2 separate regions of the Mus musculus genome follow, and region 1 is linked to region 2. Evidence: chromatin loops called from intact Hi-C (ENCODE). Cell type or tissue: left cerebral cortex. All regions are shown on one strand.

The links. A loop is a pair of places that touch in the nucleus more often than their neighbours do. Peaks named below come from ENCODE experiments on the same cell type or tissue, not always from the same donor. Only the 100,000 strongest peaks of a DNase experiment are listed, where the experiment ranks them.
Region 1: a loop joins it to region 2, with 2.2 times the contacts of the local background. A loop is called at or near these places in 3 of 42 quality-filtered maps.

What each region holds. Positions count from the first base shown.
Region 1 is chr11:26,938,060-26,946,059 of GRCm38, reverse strand. No RefSeq gene overlaps it. Among named protein-coding and RNA genes, the nearest start is that of Vrk2, 350 kb to the right of the region's middle. In left cerebral cortex, no CTCF peak of the experiment used is centred here; a DNase peak (open chromatin) is centred at 3,472.
Region 2 is chr11:26,811,965-26,819,964 of GRCm38, reverse strand. No RefSeq gene overlaps it. Among named protein-coding and RNA genes, the nearest start is that of Vrk2, 220 kb to the right of the region's middle. In left cerebral cortex, no CTCF peak of the experiment used is centred here; DNase peaks (open chromatin) are centred at 1,576 and 4,668; H3K4me3 peaks cover 535 bases.

The DNA.
Region 1 (8,000 bases), 130 kb before region 2:
CCTTGAGATTGCTCTGACACTGACCCACCAACCAGGCAGCATACACCAGCTGATATGAGGCCCCCAACACATATACAGCAGAGAACTGCCAGGTCATGACTTAGTGATGGAAGATGGACCTAACCCTGGAAAGACTTGAGGCCCCAGGGAATGGGGAGGTCTATTGAGGTGGAGGTGTGGGAATGGGGACATCCTCTTGGAGATGGGAAGAATGAGAAGGGGAGCGGTCAGGGGGCAGATTGAGAGGGGGATGAAGACTGGACTATAAAACAAGGATCAAATAATAATTAAAAAAGAAAATCATCTAACAGAAAATGTTAGCCTCAATTAAGAGAAAAAAAGGTCCTGCATGGACTTGACAAACACTGACACTAACTGCACTGTTAACTGTCAGACAGTCCAGTGATTTGGGGTCAGTTTTAAGCTCATTACATAGATGAAGACTGAGCCATATAAAGGTACAGAAGAAGCTATACTGCAGGATTTATCAGAAGTGAATTTCAAGACCCAGAGTCAACTGTTCCAACTGAGCTTTGGCTGTTTGGATTTCAGCAACATGACACAGTATGAGAAAGAAAAATTTGACTTCCCCATTTTATAGCTATGTCTGTGTTCAGTAGGCCTATCTTTCAGGGTAGTGATGACTTGAACAACAAGGACCATTTAATGCTTGATAACACATTGTTGCCTCTAAGTACATATAATGCAAACAGATACCCAATGAGACTTCACAGACATTTCATAACTGGTGAAGATAACTTTTAAATAAATTACTGTCTAATTTAAAGGAAAAGTCTCCTCAATTAGGTCTATTCAATCTCTACAGCCTCTTGCTAATCCCTTTACAAGTGGCTGCACCTGATACCAATATTCATTCTCTCATTCATTCATTCATTCATTCATTCACTTGAGGGTGTCTTCTGGAAGATGAGCTATGGCAATGTCAAGTCCTTGTTATTCTGGTCCTATTATTGCCTAGAGAAAATGCTGAAAATAATGCCAGAGTAAAACTAGCAAGACTCATTCATGAGGTTATTTTTTTTTAATGTAGGGACTAGTTTATAACTTGAAATAGTTAAATAGGATTTCAGCTCCAACATTTTATAAGAACAGTGTTATCTAGGGTAGTGCAGTACAACTAGCAAATGCTTAGCATGTACTCTGTCGCTAGCAACCTAATCCCTGGGAGTTACATCAAACTGTGGTTCCTGTTTGACAGATGACATAACCATGGCTTAAAGAAATGAAGTGATTAGCCTAAGAATATTGACTAAGTAGTAATCTCAAAAACTGAGCATCTACATAGTGGTAAAAACATATATACATACATACATACATAATACATACATACATACATACATACATACATAAAATCGAAATTATAAACAAATATACATAAGAGTATATGATAAAGAAACATATATGCTAAGTCATTCTACAAATTTGTTCTACAAATACACTGTCTACAAGAGAGGCCACATAAGATGAGTGGTCCTCTATCTGACCTAGAAAATTGAGTAAACATGTACATAAAGTTGAAAGGGGCCATATGGAATTATAATACATCTGTGGCATTGCAAATAAGGCAAGAGGTTGGTCCATGAAAATATCTAGTACAGTGAGAAAGCTGTTTGTTGAGAGAAACCGAAGTGTGGGGCAGAAGCAGGTGTGGTTAATGTCAGACAGGACTGTATGGTGGGAAAAAGCAAAATCACAATACGAGTGTGTACTTGACTTCACTGGACATGTAGAAGCCTTGGTGATTGCAAACAGGAGACTTGAATTTTGAATTATATGATTACTATGATAGAAAATTAACTTTGTCACTAGTATGAAAAAGAGATTAGCAAGGTAAAAGCTGGTGTGTACAGGGTCAGATAACAAAGGAAAATGTCAGAAGAGGAGCCTGGAAAGGTAGGTTAGGTCAGGGCATTATAGTATCTTCAGTAATAATAATAATTATTAGATAATAATCATTTTATTTTGTAATAGCAATAAATTAATACTCAATGGACAATAAATTAAACAAGATAAAATTAAATGATAAATCAATCAGTTATAATCACTTATAGCAGGACTTTAGAACTTACTTTATAGACAAGCTTTATAGCACTTATAAAACCATTAGTTACCTGTGCTGATTAGAGTTTTGCTTACTTTTGTTTAGTTTATTTTGGCTTGGTTAGCTTGACAGCTATGGTCATCTGGGAAGAGAGAACCAGAGTTGAGAGTTGGAAAAAAATGCCTCCATCAGATTGGACTTTAGAAGTTTCTGGGGGCATTTTTTAAATTAATGATTGGGAATGGATGCAGTCCAGTGTAGGTAGTGTGTTCCAGACCTACTGGCCAAGTATATTCCAGGAAGTATAAGAAAACAGGCTGAGCAGGCTATGAAGGGCAGTCAGTAAGCAGCATTTTTCTGTGGCTTCTGCTTCAATTCTTCCCTTGAGCTCCTGCCCTGATCTCCTACCCAGACCTTCCTCAGTGGTGGACATGAAGGATATGCTAGAAATGAAGTTATTCAAAGCATTTCCTAAAACTAATTAATTATATGTGTTGTTTCTTCTTAAGTAAGTATACATAGACTTCAACAAATAAACATTTAAGTGAAAAATTTTTAAAGTGTTTAAAATTTCATTATTACTCCATTTGAATCACCCACATTACAGCACCCTCACATAATTCCACATTCACATCCTAAATTTAGTCCACATTATCCCTCTACCTTGTTCATCCAAAAAAAATATATACATGGTATTATCTTTGCATGGTATGTTCTGTTTTATAAAATAATATTATTAGACACAGTATATGCTTTGTTTGTTCATTAATATTATCCTCGTCAGACTTGATTGTGATAAGGAATGGAGCCATGGATGCTAACTGCTGTGTGAAACTGCACTTCATGAACACATACAAGCTCATTCACCCATCCTACTGACAGAGGGAATTTGAGGTGCTTTATTTTTTCTATTATTATAAGCAAGGCATATATTATTTTACATGTCCTTTAAGACATGTATACGGCATCTCTCTTAAGTTCACACTGAGACCTTAAGGCAGTCCTGGAGTTCTTTATCACACAGAGATTAAATTCTAACATGCTTTAGTTTTCACTTGAAAACACATTTTTTTCTCTTGCTCCTCCTTCTATCAACCCTACATTTTATAAATCACATGTGTTCATGTGTAGGTGCTATATGCTCACAAGTACACATATATGTATGTGCATGCATGTAGAGACCAGGAGGAATAATTCTTCAGTAGTCTCCCATTTGTGTTTTTGAAACACAGTCTTTTACTGCAACATAGAAGTTGCTGATTAGGCCAGTAAGCCCCAGGAATTGTACATCTCTGCCTGCTTTGTACCAGAGAAACAAGCTTAGGCTCCCACACCTGGCTTTTGTGGGCTTGTTAAGGGTTGAATGTAGGTCTTTCTGCTTGAGCAATAAGCTCTTCCTTACTGCTTCATCTCCACAGCAACATGTCGTGGACTTTTCCCTGCTAACTGTGGGTGTTGTGCCATGATTTCAATCTCTATTTTCTTGGCCATAATGAAATCAGAAGTGTTTTTGCCTGCTGCTCATGCATTCTCTATTATGAGAGCGTAAATTCCATTTTTCTTTTGCCCTTATTTGTGCTTTGCACACAAATCGGTGCAATATTATTGTATGTTACAGATTCTAATTCTTTTCCATGTATTTAATGTGATAAAAATTCTTCCCCTATGTTCTGTTTTAACCATCTATCAACTGAAACATAATTTTGAGACATGATATTTGCTTTCACATATTGATGAGACTGTGTTCTCATTGGTAAATCCATCTTACCAAAGATGTGGCCATATCTGCCTGTACTGTCTATCAGAAGGTTAGGAATTTCACCTTGATGTAGGTTTTTAGAACAGATAACTTTGCATGACATAGGAGGGAAGTGAGAGGTCCTATGTCTCTGATAAACAGGAATTGCCTGAACATCTATTTTACAATCATTGCTTTAAGACAATCATTGTCTTAAAGAAAGTGTTCCGCTCCTGGGCCTCTCTTATCCTAGTGTCTAAAATTGTACAAAATATACAAACCCCAAATACCGTAACTTTACAATTAGAATTGATATAAGTCGTGGCCTGTGCTCTGTCTGTGTTTCTGTGGGCCTGTCTTGACTTTTCTTACCTTCTATTTTCCCACATACATTTTAGATTCATATTATTCAGTTCTCAGTAAAATTACTATTGGCATCACATTGTTCGTGCAGCAGTGTTGGGAAGGGTCTTTGAGAGAGCATGACATTCAGTGATTAGATGCTTTCTCTCAGAGACCATCCTTTCCCTTGGTTCTATCCTCTTCCTTAAGGGTTTATTTCTCATCCTTACACATCCTCCAGGTACATAATACTCCCTACTACATTATAAAGGCACATGGGCTTCCTAGAATTAGCTCCTCAATATTATTTTTTAAATCGTAAGCCAAAACTAAAACCCATTTCTTTATAAATTACCCAGCCTCAGGTATTCTGCTGTAGCAATTTAAAAAAATGAAACAACAAAACCACACACACACACACACACACACACACACACCCCTCCAGAAAAATTTCATTTGTGGACATTATTTTAGATTATTATTCTCTGAAACTAGATTTATATTATATAGTCAGTGTTTTTTTAATGTTATGTTTCAATATACATCAACTTTCCAATGGAATTATCCTTGTTTTTGAAATACCTATTTTATAATTCCCTGTGGTAGAAGATTGTCTATGGAGATCTTTCAGTTTTTATTATAAATTTCTTGCTATTGTTTAAACTATGGGAAATATTTTTGGGTGGAAGATTCTGAATAGAAAATTATTTTCTATAAGCAAATACAAGTTTACACTGTCTTATATCTTAATATTTCTGCATCTGAAAATTACATTTACCAATCAATTTCAGAAATTTCTAACCATGATATCTCTAGAAGCTACATCTTCCATATTCTATTTTTCCTTCTGAAACTTGAATGAAAATCTATGTGGCTCTTTCCTGCTACCTGTCTTCTTCCACACTATATCTGACTTGGTAGTTCTGTCTGGACTCTATGTTCTGTCCCTACTTTTCATTCCCTCACACTCAGTTGACCTCTGTATTCTTTGCTATTTAACTGATTCTTTAGAATTTTGACAGTTGTTGTTATATTGTTAATTGCATATATTTTCCAAATTTGATGATTCAGTAGCCCTTGGGCATGTGTTTCTATCATTTTGATTCTTTAACATATTCAGTGGCTTTGAGTTTATTTAAGTACATTTTATGAATTATATATTATATATTTCTTCTACTGACTCTCCTTCATGGTGATTTATTTCTTGTTTGTATGAGTTCATTAAAAGTTTTGTTATACAACCTACTTACTGAGTTTAGTGAACTCCTTAAGGAACGAGTGGAAAGTATCCTTGAAAAATAAATTCTTGGAAACAGAACTGCTGTTACAGGATGATGCAGGCCTGTTCACTGTGCTTCCATATTGCTGTACTAGGCTGTCCCAGGATCACTTTTTCTGAAGTCACTAAGGAGTAACCAGCATACTCTTTTATAACCTACTTATAATGTGACACACAACTGGTAGAAAGGCTTTCACTTGTTGGCCCCACAGGGTTGCAGGCAAAGACTTTGTGATTGGCTGACCTATAGCTGCTATCATGGCTGCCACCTGGGAGGTGTATGATGGCCCAGTACTACACGCTGCCACATACATTCTGCTTGCAGCTAAGGTATATCCAACTGGGTTATATTGAGTTACCTCAGGAAGTAGCCTTCCCAACGTTGCAATGTCATTTGGAAGCACCCTTCACCAGATAGGTTAGGGAGATGGAAGAGGATGCATTGATGGTTCCCACAGAAGCTGTCATCACTTACTGATGAAAATCAAAGAAAAAAGATGGTATCCATGTACAAAATGGCCCTCCACCAGAACTGCAAAGCTGAGAGAAAGATGGTGTTAAATAGCTCACTCGTTAAATTAACAAGTGAAGGTCCTGACAGACATGACTCATGATCAGTTCAGCCCAGAAAGTCAGTCCAGAAGCAAAGGAATAAAGATAGTACGGACACGTCGAGGACTAGATGAGGAAAGGAAACCAGGTAACATGAAAACCTAAATGCCAAAGGTGACAACACAACAACAACAGCAGCAACAACAACAACACTTTTGTTGGAACAGACACAAAGGAAAAATCTTCATTTTTCTCAAGGTAGAAGAGAATTTCTTAAGACAAACCCTAATTAAATGAAAAATGTATCATTACTGTGCCCTATGGAATTCCAAAAAAAAAACAAAAAACAAAAAACAAAAAACAATCACGTAAGTGAAAAGTGAGCTTGGTCAGAAAATGTCACACACAAATAAACAGCAAAGACTAACATGAAAAAGCTATATACCAACTGTTACATATCAAAGTAGTACAACCCAACTAAAAAGCAGAAAAATATTAGAACAGCCATTGCAGGAAGTCATAGAACTGAGAGATACTACTGCTCTTACTGGTAAAACATTTGTCTCACATGTACATGGCTTCAGCAAATGAGGGAGGGAGAAGAAAGAAAAAGTGTTATTTGGTTTCACTATTAAACTACAAATACTTACTAAATTGATAGAAATGACAATATATTACAATGTAAAATATGGATGTGGAGAATAAGCCTCTGTCACCCGGGGATACACATCCAGCATGCACTTGTCATTGTTTAGGAGAAGTAAAGACATACAAAGGTTACACATCACCTGTATGATCTCAGGGAAGACACTGCAGAACTGAGGCACATGTGTACAAAAGGCTCATGGTTACATGGTTAGAGACAAAAACTGCTAGTCATGTTCCAGTAAGAGCAGAACACATTAACTAATAAATTCATAAATAGCAGAGCACTTTGAAATGGGAGGAAATAAACCATAATATTTTACTTGAGAAATAACACCAAGGGATATATTTTAACACATAGCTGGAAGACAGACAAACCTTAAGGATTCACGTGCCTATACTAAAGCTCTAATGAAAGCAGGAAATGACCACAGTTACCAGAAGAGCACAGTTCCATGCATATATGAGTGTGGGTGGGTACCTCACAGGTTTCAACAGTAAAGACTAGGCTGTTTCTTGAGCTGCACACTCCTTGCGTAGGGCTTAGTTGATCTATCTTGTAGAAAAGCACAGATCTAATGTAATCTGAACTATGCGTAGTATACAGTGATTGTTCAATAAAACTAATAATTGTACATGTAGGATGAGCTGTTGTTTACCTGACAATCCTAGCACACTGAAGTCTGCGTATCACAATTTCAAGGCCAGCCTGGACTTCAGAGCAGTAGTAAATAGATTTATAATACTTATGTTACCAAATACATAAAATAAAAATCTGTTTGTGGTGTGAATTTTCCTACTTACTTCTTTTTTTTTTTTTGCACAGAGATTTGCTAACTCATTCCAATGAAGTAACGGAGTATAAAGAAGCCATAAGCCAAGGTTTTCACCCTCTCTGTTTACCACCAAAATTTTCTGCACAGACTCTTGTGCTTGTGGAAATTTTTTATTAGCTCATCCTAAACGTGAAAGGGTGGCCCTTTGGGGCATCTTAGTCATGTACAGGTCTCCTCAAAGATATCTCATACTGTGAATGTAGGAGATTTGCTTCAAGTCCTGTGTACCTTACAATCTGTTACAGACATCAAAACCACTTGTTTGACATGGTGTACTTGTAGACAAAAGCAACGTCAGAGCCCAAATATGATTTCTACCTGTTTCCACATTCATTTTATTTCTAGAGTTTAAGAAAACCAAAATTTTTTACTAATCTTCAATGCCTAAGTTATGTTTCATACTTAAACATATTTCAGTATTTTACTAGAAATACAGTTCAGACCATCTGTTTCAGCTACAGAAGGGAACTCAAGATTATCTTCTCCTTCTATTGGTTTATCTGGTATTGCTGGATGTGTGATTCAGTTCCCAGTTCTTTTGCACCG
Region 2 (8,000 bases):
TTCATATTTTTTTGTCTTTCTCCTTTATAGCAATCCACTAGTCACTTCTTTTCTCATCTGAGAAAAATCTAACACTGTAGCACCGAATTACCTTGTATTATAATCCTGCCTCTCTTCCCGAGTGCTAGGATTATAGGTGCGTGCTACTTTGTCCACCTCAGAAATTTCTTAAGTATTCACACATTAAACTTGCCTCATATTCATCCCAAGTATGGTAAAATAAACTATTTTGATGGTCTGTTAGTTAACACCAAATGTTCCAACAGTCTTAAACATTGTAATCTTCTCTATAGTTAAGAAATTAGTTCAATCCTTACATCTCCTATGAGGGTCCTTATAGACAACTTCTATAGTAACATTTCATAAGTAATGATTTTTTATAACCTCTGCCTCTTCTAAACACTCAAGGCTATATGCCTGTATTATGTTTGGTACTCAGCTTGATACCATTCGATGTCTGGAATTGTTCTTTAATTGTTTGCATATTTCCCCAAAATACAAATCTCTCCATATAGATCATAAACTGAGAGAACAGACTTTGTTTTGTATTTTTTCTTATGCTCTAATTTAGTCTCCTAGGAGAAAAAGTATATTTAAGTCCTTAAAAATTTACCAAATATGTTCCTAGCATGTTGTGAACACAGTAGTGACCCAAAAATAGTTGATGAATTTAAATAGAATTCTATCATCTTGGCAGCTTCAAATTTCAACTTCTTGCAAAACTGAACTTCCCATTCTAATCCTCTGATTAGTGACCAATAAGGAAGAAAATTTTATTAAAACCAGTAAACTCTCAGTTGGATAATTAATTTCATTAAACAACTACATACTAAAACTACCAAAATTCTTGAAGTTGAAAGCATTACGTGCCTTAGTATAAAACTGTTATTAAATAAGCAAAAAAGTAAAGTTCTTCAGTAAAGACTTCTGTCTTGACTTTGGTTATTCAGAACTTGTTTTCAAAGCAATTGGCAATAAACATTGAATACCTACATACGTACATACATAATCTGAATATAAATATGAACTAAATGCAACAAATATTTAATTTTCATCAACAAATTAAGACTGTTTCAACCAGTTACTATAACCAACACAAGACTTTTATCCCCAAAGTAAAGTAAGCACCATAGCAATAGCAAGATTCATGAGATAAAAGAGGTCCCTGGAAAATGACCAAATTTCTCCAATTCCATCTCACACAGGCCCTTTTCTTTGGATTGAGTCTTGGCATCCTTAATTAGTGACTTCACTTGGGAAAAGTGGGTATTAACCCCTTTTTTCCTATATTCCAGGAGACTTCTAAAAGGAAGGACTGGGAGGAAAGAGGAAGTGAGAAAGAGAAGGGAGGAGAAATATGGGGAGAGGAATGTATAAAGAGGAAAAGGAAGAGAGAAAAGGAGAGAAAGGAAGGGATGACTGGTACATGCTGGACTACCTATGATCAGCAAGGGCTTGGCATAGAACAAAGTGAATATACTAGCCCAGTGGCTCATCTTTCTATGTGACTGGGCCTCCATCCAGAAAACAGAAATCTTATAAGGTTGCCTGGACTGCCAGCTGCCTCAATTTCAACACAACGATTTAATGTATTTTAAATAAATGTAACATAAGGAAAAATGCTTTGTACAAATTGGTCATCTGTTGTTTTTCTGGCTGGCACCATGATTTACGTAATATATCAGTAGAACAGCATCTCTCTATCTGTCTCTTGGATAACAAAGTGCATCTGGAAGGTTCTTTATAGTGCTTTAACCCCATGATTACTAGAAAGGCTATGCTGTTTTCCATAAATCATCTAAGCCAAAGTTGCTCTCAAATATGTGACTGTTTTTTTTTTAATGCTAGGTTCATTTTCTTTATCCTGGATGTTCTTTTATTCCCATACTAAAGATTACAATAATATTTTTTCTCATGCATAAAAAGCCTTCAGGATTTGAGTGACACTTCTAAACATTAACTGAATTTTCATAATATCCCAAATTATTTGTCACTTGTTTAGAAGTAGTTATAAAGACCACACATATATTTTTACTTTCTATTCTTTGCATTTCTCTGGCAATATAAAATATTAGAATCTACCAGTTAGTAAAATAACATAAATTGTTTCAGGCAAACACCAAGGTCAATGGTGATGTCATTTCAGTCCACTGGTACATCAAATAAAATGATTAGCTTTAACGTATTTTGGATAACACAATCACATTGTGGAAGTCTTAAAGAAACTTGGGAACTTTTCCCCAAAGCAGTGTATATTTGTTCTTACATAAAATTTTGCATGGAATCAAGAGGTTCCCAACTCAGAAGAATATAGCAATATGATTTTGTATGTCTTTCAAAGAGCATTGTTTTAGCTCTCTAATTAGTCCCAAAGGAATAACATGGGGGATTTGTGTTGTAACTTGCTTGTAACAATTGTTTCTGGGGTAGTTGTCTTTTTGTTCTGGAGCTAATGAGGAAAGAGGTCATAGGTTCAATTCATTTAGGGGTCAGTTGGTTGTCATACAAAAGAAAAGCCTTTGCCATGTTACTGATCCACCATCTTGCAAATTTATGCATCTTTCCACCAATCCAGATAATGAATGGTTGCAACTAAGCCTCTACTTCTTCTAGAAAAAAAACTTGAAAATATCTTTCCTTGATTTTATGGTATCATGCATTATGAAAGTATATAACAGCAGGAGGAGGTCCTCAAAAGATCAGAAGGAAGGGTGTCATGAGCACATGGCTGTATGACATTAAGCAAGTTATTTGGCTTATCTAAGCCTTTTTCTTATTAAATAAGAAGACAGTACTCAATAAGATTTAAAAAAATAAAACACACAATATTTTAACTCAAACTTTCTAATAGTGAAGTTCATCATATCCTGAAGAAGAGCTAGTGCATACAGTATTGAAAATGAAAGCACACACAAAATAGGATGCTTCTGACTGTGTTTGATGACCCCACAGTAGCAGAAGGGTCCTAAGTGAAGCATTCTTAACTGTCATTGACTGTAAGGAAAACTTCATTTATAGCAAATGCTGCCCACTGGTTTCCTTTTATGACTAATCTACATGTATTTTAATTAATAGATGTATATTTAGTGTAGAAGCCTATAGTCCTTAGCCCTGAAGGAAAACATGCATATACACCATGGACAAAGGAGAGTAATATAATGTTGAAACAGTTAAAGCCTCTTTGGGGGAGACAAAATGAGGCTCTAAAAGAAACTATTATCTTCTAAAGTCAGGAAAATCAGTTGGTTTATGTGCATAAGACAGTGAAGTACAGCATGTAGCTACTTCGCTTTCACTGCTTAGGATTTTATAAAAGAGAAAAACTGTCTTTGAATCTTCTCTGTATTCCCCTTTCTAGAAAGGGCAACACATTTATTGTACACATGTACAGAGAATGCACACATACTGATAATGGGCAGATATAGTTATGCCACCTTTCATTTTTTTGTAACATCAAAAAAGCATTTATTTTCATGTATTTTATAGCCTGCTAATTTGGCTATGGAGCTAATGCCCATTTAAGGGAATATGGTGTGGGACAACTGTGCAGCGATATTAAGTGAGGAAGCCATATGTTTCTTAGCCCCACCATACCAACTGTGGCTGCTCAACCCCCCCTTGTTGGATTAGCTTTTTCAACAGATAGGCCTATAGTGAGTAGAATACCTCTTTTACAGGTGTTTGTTGGAGATTATACAAAATAAAGGTTTCTACGGGGAGTGAAAACTGTGTAAGACATCCAGAGACAACATCTTGCATTCACTTAAGATGCAACCCGCAGAGGTCTGCTCCAGACTCTTAATTTATAATAGTACCTTTATATATCATGATAAGTGTTTGTCTGTCCCTAGATAGCTGACACAGTGCCCAGAATATGCAGAGCTGTCTAGTTTTGATCATCTTCTAGTTTGTCTAGAAGGGTAGTAGAAGCAAAATTATGGCAGAGTTAGATGTGACCCAAATTGAAAGCATACTTCATCCAAAGACTGGTTATTTTTAAATTCCATGGAAGGGTAAGAAGTAATGACCCATCAAATAAGTACACAATGCAAAGAGATTTCTTTATCCAAATTCTCCTTACATCCCTTTGTGTGATTCTCGGTTTAGGTATCATATATAGTACAAATTCTGCACAGAAGCTTACAGAATGTCAAGAGGGCCTCAATTGAGTAGAAGATTAAACATTTTCACTGTCAAGTCCCATAATCTGAAATTATTACATCATGGTTTCCTTGAGCTCAAGAGAATTCCCTTCTACTGACTCCTTTGCTGCCCAAATTAAAAGGTACAGAGGGCTGGAACAGAAAATCAAACAAGAGAAAGGGTATAAAAACAATACAAGTGGAGAGGCATGAGGTTTATATACGTTTATGTTTTCATGCAAATGTGCTAGTAAGAAAAGGGCTCCATTTGGGGAGCAATAAAGAAGAGGGCGGGAGGAGCCGTGAGCAGATCTCAGGGAGAAAAAAAAAGAAAAAAGAAAAAAAGCACATAGGCTTTCTTTGCAGATGGAGGATTTAAAAGGAGTAAAATGATAGCCACATAGTCAAGAGACTAGAAAAGAGACCTTGATGTTTGATAGTTGTAATAACCTGCAGAGTGCTCTAATGGTTCGGGGATCAGGTGCGGAGCTACAGCAATAACGAGAGCTGAATAATTATCTCGGCCGTATCCATATCGCCAAAGTCCCAGCGCATGAGCTGTGTAAGGAGGCTTCCGCTGCCTCTCCAAGATTTCCTGAAATGTTAAATCACTGATTTGGGAGTACTTCCAGCATTAGTAGTGCCCAGTTAGAAAGAAATAAAGCCCAGAATTCTCCTGTGGTAGTTCTAATGTCTTTGTTAATTATGAATTATGGGTAAACATGCAGACGCACAGAGGTCACGGCTGTCAGCAACAATGGTTTTCAAGAAGGATTTTTATGAGGGTCTTTTTCGCTCCACCATAATGTCAGTTTTATATACATAAACAGAGCCAGGCATATAAAAAAAACCAATGTTTGCTTTTTAGGTGAGTTGGTTCTGTAAGGCTTTTTTTGTTTTTGTTTTTGTTTTTGTTTTTTCCCCTTTTTCTTCCTCTCTCTCCACTGTGTAGAGGCTCATTGCTGTAGCCCAGCATAGCTGTTCATAACTGGACCTCTCTTCTGTGACTGACAAAAGTTGTACCATTCCAAGGTCTACGAAGAGAGAGGCAAGGCAGAGTCTGGATTAACACTCAGACCCTGCATACCACCTTGTAACCCAAGGAAGAGGCAAAACAGGGTAACCTATCAACAGTGGTCATCTCTCATGTCTGATGGCTAGACAGAAGCTGTCGACGTCTCTCTTAAATGGTAATGCTGATTTCAAATCTATCCAAGGATGTCTACAAACAGGACTGAAATTATATTATGTATGGATCCAGCCCAACAAAGGCAAGTGGAACAAAATCATTTAATTAGGTGGTAGCAGCTCTAATTCACTCAAGTTTGGCATTAATTCTTTTGTCATCAAAGTACTTCTAGGACTTCCTGTAAAACAGGGTGGAGAATAATTGAGCTTGTGTGAGCATCTCACACAAGGGTTTGACATGTTGACAGAATGTTAGACTCAACAATCAGATCAAAATTTATCAGAATGTTCAGAAAATCTGTGACAATCATTTTGTATAACTTTTTCCAGATAGACGATATTATCTAGAAATATGGCTTGGCAACTGTAAAAAAAAAAAAGCAGTCCCCAAACTGTCCAATAATGTGAGCATTGACACTTGCTCAGAAGCCAGTGTCTTTTTGCCTGGCAAATTTAAGAATACTTGCCTTAAATATAGGAGATTCATAATCCAATATCAGTAAATGTCTCGTTCTGACCTTCCTCTTTTAACCCAGTTACCTACAATTTCTTCACAAGGTACAGTAATGAATATCTGCAATCACAACTTGCTAGACTGAAGTAGGAATGTTAAAAGTTAAAGGCCAGCCTGACACAAACAGACCTTGTCTTAAATAAATAAATAAATAAATAAATAAATAAGAAGGAAGAAGGAAAGGAGGAAGGAAGGAAGGAAGGAAGGAAGGAAGGAAGGAAGGAAGGAAGGACAGGAGCTAATGAAATTGTTCCATAGATTATGCACTTCTGCCAAGCCCAACTTCCTGGGCTCAGTTCCCAAAATTGACTTGATGTTAGGAGAGATCTTCTCCTACAAGTTGTCTTTGTACCTCCACATGTGAACAGGCACACACAGGCTCAAAAATAAGGATGAATGCACGTGAACACACACACGTTAAAAAATTTAATTTGCAATTATTTTCAAAGGAAAGAAAGGAGAAGGGAAAGGAAAGGTGGGAAGATGAGCAAAGAGGAAAGGGCAGGGTTAACAATGAACACTGAGTTATCCCCAGCCCCTCCTCTTAAGGAGATACATCCTATTTCCAACCTCTTTTCGTAGCAAGCATTGTACCTAAGAGTTATATGATCACTTTTAATCAATGCAGAAAGATGCATAGGAAAATGCCCAGATGTTGATTCAAGCCAAGTTCCCTTCCACCCACATTTTTCTCATGACCTGAGCCATGTTTCACTATACCCTAGATACTTAGAAGCATAGCACATTTTTTGTACAAGAAGTCACAAGCAATTTAGAAATTCAATGTGCATTGAACATACACCATTTATAGCACTGCCCTTTACAATCATGCCATAAGTCTGAGCCAGGAACACTCAACTCCTTAAGGTTGGGGAACTGAGAAAGAACCTCCATATAGGTCCACTATAGGAATTCTCAGGCAATCAACATGTAATTTTCCATTATTGTTAACCACCAGTAAATAAGGAGCAAAGTTAATCAACTAGTCAGAGTGGAGAAGTGGCTATATCATGTCCTGACCTAGAAATTATATTCATATCATATGGTATCATATTGTGTCATATCTATCTATATTCATGACAGATATCTTTTAGATGTCATTAAAATATTTTTGTAGGTAGATAAGATAGAAAGATAAAACCTTGACCACGATGAAACCCTAATGACTAAATAGGACGGGAGGCACAAACTTGGAAATGGAAAATAAAAGAAAAATTCAATTCAGTGTGGAAATTAAGTTAAGACAGAAATCTCTTTGATTGACACCAGAGAAATGAGCATGGGTTGCCTTGAGAAACCATGTGGATGATAATGAAAGTAGCAATGAAAGAAAAAATCAGAATTGCAGATAAAACCAGCTATTTTGCTAGCCAATTTTTGCATTAGGAAAAAGAAATGATTTTACAGTGTTCATGTAACAATTTCTTTCAATTTCTTAATCCTTTTGAAACTACTCATCTTCTTTAGAAACAGAATAGTTTTTACAGTGAATTAATACTAAAATGGGCTGCATTTGTTGTTTTGGGTTTGTTTGTTTGTTGGAGGTTTTGTTGTTGTTATTGTTGTTGTTTAAGTTGATTTATTTACCAGAGTTTCAGGACATCTTCAAGGTTTTAAGAGTCCAAGGCTCGTTCAGGTCAGTCTGGTTCTGGGCAAAGTCTCAGTGGAGTAGGTAGCTCCATTCACTTGAATCAAGCTTCTATTTTCTCTACCCTCATTTCCACTTTTGCCTTTTAATGTAGCCTGAGTCTATGCCAAGTGTCCTTTGCCATAGCAACACCTGCAGGTGAAGGCCCAGCTCTTCACTGCCAGCCTCCACATTGGTGAAGAGGCAGCTAATGACTGCACAAGGAGAGGCATGCAATCTTCAAGACACCCATGGACAATTTGAGTCCAAGGGCGTCCCTGAAGCACTCTCTTCTCACAGGTGTTTAACCTGTTCAGCCATACATCAAGAAGAGGAAAGGAAAACAACCCCTTCTCTTCCTGTTGTTTGCTTTACATAGCTCCTCAAGCCTGTCTGTTTTTCAAACTCCTGTTAAGTTCCTACTGTTTTAAAGTTACTTCAGTGGTGTACTCATGGGGACCCAGTGGTGGAAGTAGCTCTCTGCTTCCTTGTTCTCCCATACATCCAAGTCCATGAGGTCTGACGTCAG